Regions from separate parts of the Homo sapiens genome. Here region 1 is linked to region 2. A link is a contact called in ENCODE Hi-C data. All regions are on one chromosome and are shown on one strand. Each heading gives the region's core, a stretch centred on a gene start or an enhancer-like site at or near the end of the contact. The rest is flanking DNA. Distances are from core to core; before and after follow the strand shown.

The links. Hi-C counts contacts between places; a loop is a spot of excess contacts on that map. Pooled maps may share reads with other maps.
Region 1: a map of mammary epithelial cell shows a loop between it and region 2 (5-fold over the local background). The contact joins the enhancer-like site here to the promoter of ASMTL in region 2. A Hi-C loop is called at or near these places in 21 of 168 maps with a recorded cell type or tissue (A673, B cell, CD4-positive, alpha-beta T cell and 15 more), 37 of 37 single-sample maps with no recorded cell type and 28 of 50 pooled maps.

What each region holds. Positions count from the first base shown.
Region 1 is chrX:1,656,377-1,659,076 of GRCh38, reverse strand. No RefSeq gene overlaps it. Among named protein-coding and RNA genes, the nearest start is that of ASMT, 43 kb to the right of the region's middle. RefSeq lists enhancers at 778-1,277, 1,278-1,779. Within about 2 kb of position 1,401, at least 9 of the 41 ENCODE cell types and tissues checked have a DNase peak (open chromatin) inside an H3K27ac peak, as active enhancers do; they include B cell, CD4-positive, alpha-beta T cell, CD8-positive, alpha-beta T cell and 4 more, where a contact is called at or near this core.
Region 2 is chrX:1,451,481-1,454,180 of GRCh38, reverse strand. ASMTL (acetylserotonin O-methyltransferase like) reads left to right here and starts at 1,272. Exons shown (of 13, transcript NM_004192.4): 1 at 1,272-1,433. The coding sequence starts at 1,341.

The sequences.
Region 1 (2,700 bases), core at 152-2,651, 200 kb before region 2:
GGGCGCGGTGGCTCACGCCTGTTATCCCAGCACTTTGGGAGGCTGAGGTGGGCGGATCACGAGGTCAGGAGTTCGAGACCATCCTGGCTAACACAGTGAAACCCCGTCTCTACTAAAAATACAAAAAATTAGCCAGGCGTGGTGGCTCATGCCTGTAATCCCAGCACTTTGGGAGGCCGAGGCGGGGAGATCGCGAGGTCAGGAGATCGAGACCATCCTGGCTAACACAGTGAAACCCCGTCTCTACTAAAAATACAAAAAATTAGCCGGGCGTGGTGGCGGGCGCCTGTAGTCCCAGCTATTCGGGAGGCTGAGGCAGGAGAATGGCGTGAACCCGGGAGGCGGAGCTTGCAGTGAGCTGAGATCGCCCCACTGCACTCCAGCCTGGGCGACAGAGTGAGATTCTGTCTCAAAAAAAAAAAAAAAAAGAAAGAAAGAAAGAAAAATAGAAAAACACATCTTTAGAAACTATCACCTGCAAACTGCAAAACAAACAAACAAACAAACAAACAAAAAAGTGTGCTGGGGCTTGGATACCACAACTGACAACCTAAATTATTGAGGTAGCAAACTGCCTAGAAGAGGTAGACATTTGCGGCCCTGAAATCAGGACCCGGCGGTGAGAGACACCGCCTGCGTTGTTTTTACAGTTTTATTAGCCACATCCCTCAGGGAATCTCACCGCAGGTCTCAGGAGCTCTCTCTAATCTTGTTAACCTTCTGCGCCTCTCCTCCCGGAGTACAAACTAATCTTTCTTAATGCAAGAGGACAGGGCAGCTTTGGAAAGGCCGTCACCAGACAGCCAGCGTTCCCCATCCTCACAACTGGACCTTGGAGAGCTTTGGTGTATGGAAACCGGCTCCCCTGGAGGGGGGAGGTGAAACGTTGAAACCCTGACAGACGGTGTCACTGAGCTTAGAGCTCATGTTTCTAGAAAAGGCAACAGATGCAGTGTCTGATGACGAAGCTTAATTTGGGATGTGCTGAGCAGGAATTATTTAAACCAATCCGTTGATGAATTTGTCTTTAAGGAATATGTCCTTTCTCTCGTGAGTCACTCAGGCTCCTGGACACCTGCCTGCCAGCCCTCACTGAATCTCCCCAGAGGCTCTTCATGTCTGCTGCCTGACAATTTTCTCCAGAGTGTACAAAAGCAAAGGAGAGAGCTCCCCTCCCAGACTGCTGGAGGGATGTGGGGACTTACCGCATGGCTGATGCTCTCAGGTTCCAGCCAGACTTAATGTCCTAAAATGCACCCAAGACAGGCAGGCCTGGGTCCAGACGGCCAGCGGGGAGGGCTGCCCGGGCTCGTCTGCAGAGCCCGGAAAAGGAGGAGGAGGTGAACAGAGGAAGGAGGAAGGGTGATGGGGCCTGCAGGGTGTGATATGACGTGAGTTATCACCTCCCTTTGTGCTGCTGCTGTTTCTTACTGTGGGAAAATACCCATCACACACAGTTTGCCATTTTAAAAATTGCACAATGAAGAGACGATTTAGTGCACTGAGCATTTTACACAACCACCGGCCCTAGCTAGTTCCAGAACACCTTCGTAACCCAAAAAAAAACACCCCATACCCATTAAACCGTCACTCCCCAGTCTCCCTGCTCTCAGCCTTAAGCAATCACCCATCTGCTCTCTGACTCTGCAAGCAGTCTTATTCTAGACACTTCATGCAAATGATATTGTGCCATTTTGCACTTTTGTGCCTGGGTGTTTTTTGTTGTGGTGGTGGTGGTGGTTGTTTTGTTGTTTTTGTTTTCACTCCGTTACTTCTACACCAAACTAATACATGATGTATTCAGTCAGAGGCTATCAAGGACTCAAAAGAATACAACCTTTTCTCTTTTTTTTGAGATGGAGTCTCACTCTGTCACCCACGCTGGAGTGCAGTGGCGTGATCTCGGCTCACTGCAACCTCCGCCACCCGGGTTCAAGCGATTCTCCTGCCTCAGCCTCCCGAGTAGCTGGGATTACAGGTAACTGCCACCATGCCCGACTAATTTTTTTTGTATTTTTAGTAGAGATGGGGTTTCACCATGTTGGCCAGGCTGGTCTCAAACTCCCGACCTCAGGCGATCCACCCACCTCGGCCTCCCAAAGTGCTGGGATGACAGGCGTGAGCCACCACACCTGGCCCCCATTTTTATGGTTATTTCTTGATGATATGCTAAACTAGGAGTGGATTATTCATATGGACTCTTTTTAGACCATATACATTGTATTAGTCAGGGTTCCTTAGAGGAATAGAACTAATAGAAGATATATACACACACACGCACACACACACACACATATATATGTATTGTGTGTGTATATATATGTGTGTGTGTATATGTGTGTATATATGTGTGTATGTGTGTATATATGCGTATACACACGTGTATATATGCGTGTACACACGTGTATATATGTGTGTACACACGTGTATATATGCGTGTACACACGTATATATGCGTATACACACGTGTATATATGCGTATATGCACATATGTGTACATGCACATATGTGTGTATACACATGTGCATATACACATATATGTGTATACATGTATATATACACATGTGTGTGTATACACGTGTATATATGTGTGTATATATACACGTGTATATATACACACATATACGTACATATATATGTGTGTGTGCGTGTGTGTGTATCTTCTATTTGTTCTATTCCTCTAAGGAACCCTGACTAATA
Region 2 (2,700 bases), core at 23-2,522:
TCCACGCCCCTCCCACAAGGACCCCCACCTTCTCCACGCCCCTCCCACCAGGCACGCGGGGACCCCCCCCCCACCCATCTCCCCGCCCTTCCCACCCGGCCCGCGGGGACCCCCATATCCATACCCCTCCGAGCATTCTCGCGGGGACCCTCATCTCCAAACCCCTCCCACCATCCCCGCGGGGATCCCCATCTCCACGCCCCTCCCACCAGGCCCGTGGACACCCCCATCTCCACGCCCCTCCCACCAGGCCCGTGGACACCCCCATCTCCACGCCCCTCCCACCAGGCCCGTGGACACCCCCATCTCCACGCCCCTCCCACCAGGCCCGTGGACACCCCCATCTCCACGCCCCTCCCACCAGGCCCGTGGACACCCCCATCTCCACGCCCCTCCCACCAGGCCCGTGGACACCCCCATCTCCACTCCCCTCCCACCAGGCACGAGGACATCCCCATCCCCACGCCACTCGCACCGGGTCCGCGGGGAACCCCCTATCTCTACCTTCCCCGACGCGGCTCCCACAAGACCCCCATCTCTGCGCCGGGCCCCTCCACGTGCGGGTAAGAACCCCCCACCCCCACAACTGCCCACAACCGCAGCTGCGGAAACCCAGCATTTCCACTCCCCACGCCGCGCCTGCAAGGAACCCCAAGTATCCACGCCAGCCTTTCCTCCCCGGGACCCCGCAGCTGCCTGCGCCATTGCAGGTCTTGGCGCCGCAGGCGGGGTGGGGAGGGGCGGGGCGAGCGCCGGGGGCGGGGACGGGGCCCGGGAGGCGGAGCTGGGGGCGGTGCTTCACCAAGCGGCCGGGGCGGTGCCCGGGGGGGAGGCGGGCGGGGGTGTGGCCTGGGCGTGGCCTCACGGGGAGCTCAATGGCGGCGTGGCATGGGCGTGGCCTGGCGGAGAGGGCAAGGAGGTGTGGCCTGGGCGTGGCCTGGCGGAGCGGTCAATGGCGGCGTGACATGGGCGTGGCCTGGCGGAGAGGGCAATGGAGGTGTGGCCTGGGCGTGGCCTGACGGAGAGGGCAATGGAGGCGTGGTCTGGGCGTGGTCTCAGGGGAGATCAATGGGGCGTGACATGGGCGTGGCCTGGTGGAGAGGGCAATGGAGGTGTGGCCTGGGCGAGGCCTGACGGAGTGTTCAATGGAGGCGTGGCCTGGGCGCGGTCTCGCGGGGAGGCCACTGAAGGCGCGGACTGGGCGTGGCCTCGCGGAGGCGGGCGGGGGCGTGGCCTCGCGGAGGCGGGACTCTGGCCGCCTGTTTTTTTTGCAGCCGCGCTGCGCGCACCGCGGGCTCCGGGCTCAGAAGTGCGGACGCCCGGCTCCCGGCGTGGACGCCATGGTGCTGTGCCCGGTGATTGGGAAGCTGCTGCACAAGCGCGTGGTGCTGGCCAGCGCCTCCCCACGCCGTCAGGAGATCCTCAGCAACGCGGTACGGCCTGGGCCTGGGCGGGGCAGGGGACCGGGGACGGAGGGGCTGAACCCCGGAGGGCCCAGCGACTCAGGAACTCTAGGGATAGGGATGGGAGAGTGACCCGAGACCCTTAGGGATGGGGGAGGGGAGAGTGTCCCGGGACCTCCAGGGATAGGGTTGGGGAGAGTGACCCGGAACCTCTAGGGATGGGGGAGGGGAGAGTAACCCGGAACCCCCTAGGCATGGGGGTGGGGAGTGACCTGGGTCCCCATAGGGATGGGGGAGGGGATCGTAACCCGGGACCCCTAGGAATGGGGAGGGTAGAGTGACCCAGGACCGCTAGGGATGGGGACAGCAGAGTGACCCCGGAGCCCCATGGATGGGGATGAGGAGAGTAACCCGGGACCCCCAGGCATGGGGATGGGGAGAGTAACCCGGGACCTCCAGGGTTGGGGATGGGGAGAGTAAGCCGAGACCCCCCCTAGGGATGGGGGTGGGGGAGTAACCCGGGACCCCTAGGGATGGGGGAGAGGAGAGTAACCCGGGACCCCCAGGCATGGGGATGGGGAGAGTAAGCCGAGACCCCCAGGAATGGGGTTGGGGAGAATAACCCGGGACCCCTAGGGATGGGGTTGGGGAGAGTGACCCAGGACCCCCTAGGGATGGGGGAGGGGAGAGTAACCCGGGACCCCCCTAGGGGTGGGGGAGGGGAGAGAAACCCGGGACACCTTAGGGATGGGGTTGGAGAGAGTAACCTGTAACCTGGGACCCCCTAGCGATGGGGGTGGGGAGAGTAACCCAGGACGCCCTAGGCATGTGGTTGGGGAGAGTGACCCGGGACCCCCTAGGGATGGGGAGGGAGGAGTGACCCAGGACCGCTAGGGATGGGGACAGCAGAGTGACCCCGGAGCCCCATGGATGGGGATGGGGAGAGTAACCCGGGACCCCCAGGCATGGGGATGGGGAGAGTAACCCGGGACCTCCAGGGTTGGGGATAGGGAGAGTAAGCCGAGACCCCCCTAGGGATGGGGGTGGGGAGAGTAACCCGGGACCCCTAGGGATGGGGGAGAGGAGAGTAACCCGGGACCCCTAGGAATGGGGAGGTCAAGTGACCCGGGACCCCCCTAGGGATGGGGGTGGGGAGAGTGACCCGAAACCCCTAGGCATGGGGTTGCAGGGAGTGACCCAGAACCCCCTAGGAATGGGGATGGGAGAGTAACCTGGGACCCCCTAGGGATGGGGGAGGGGAGAGTAAGCCGGGATCCCCCTAGGGATGGGGGTAGGG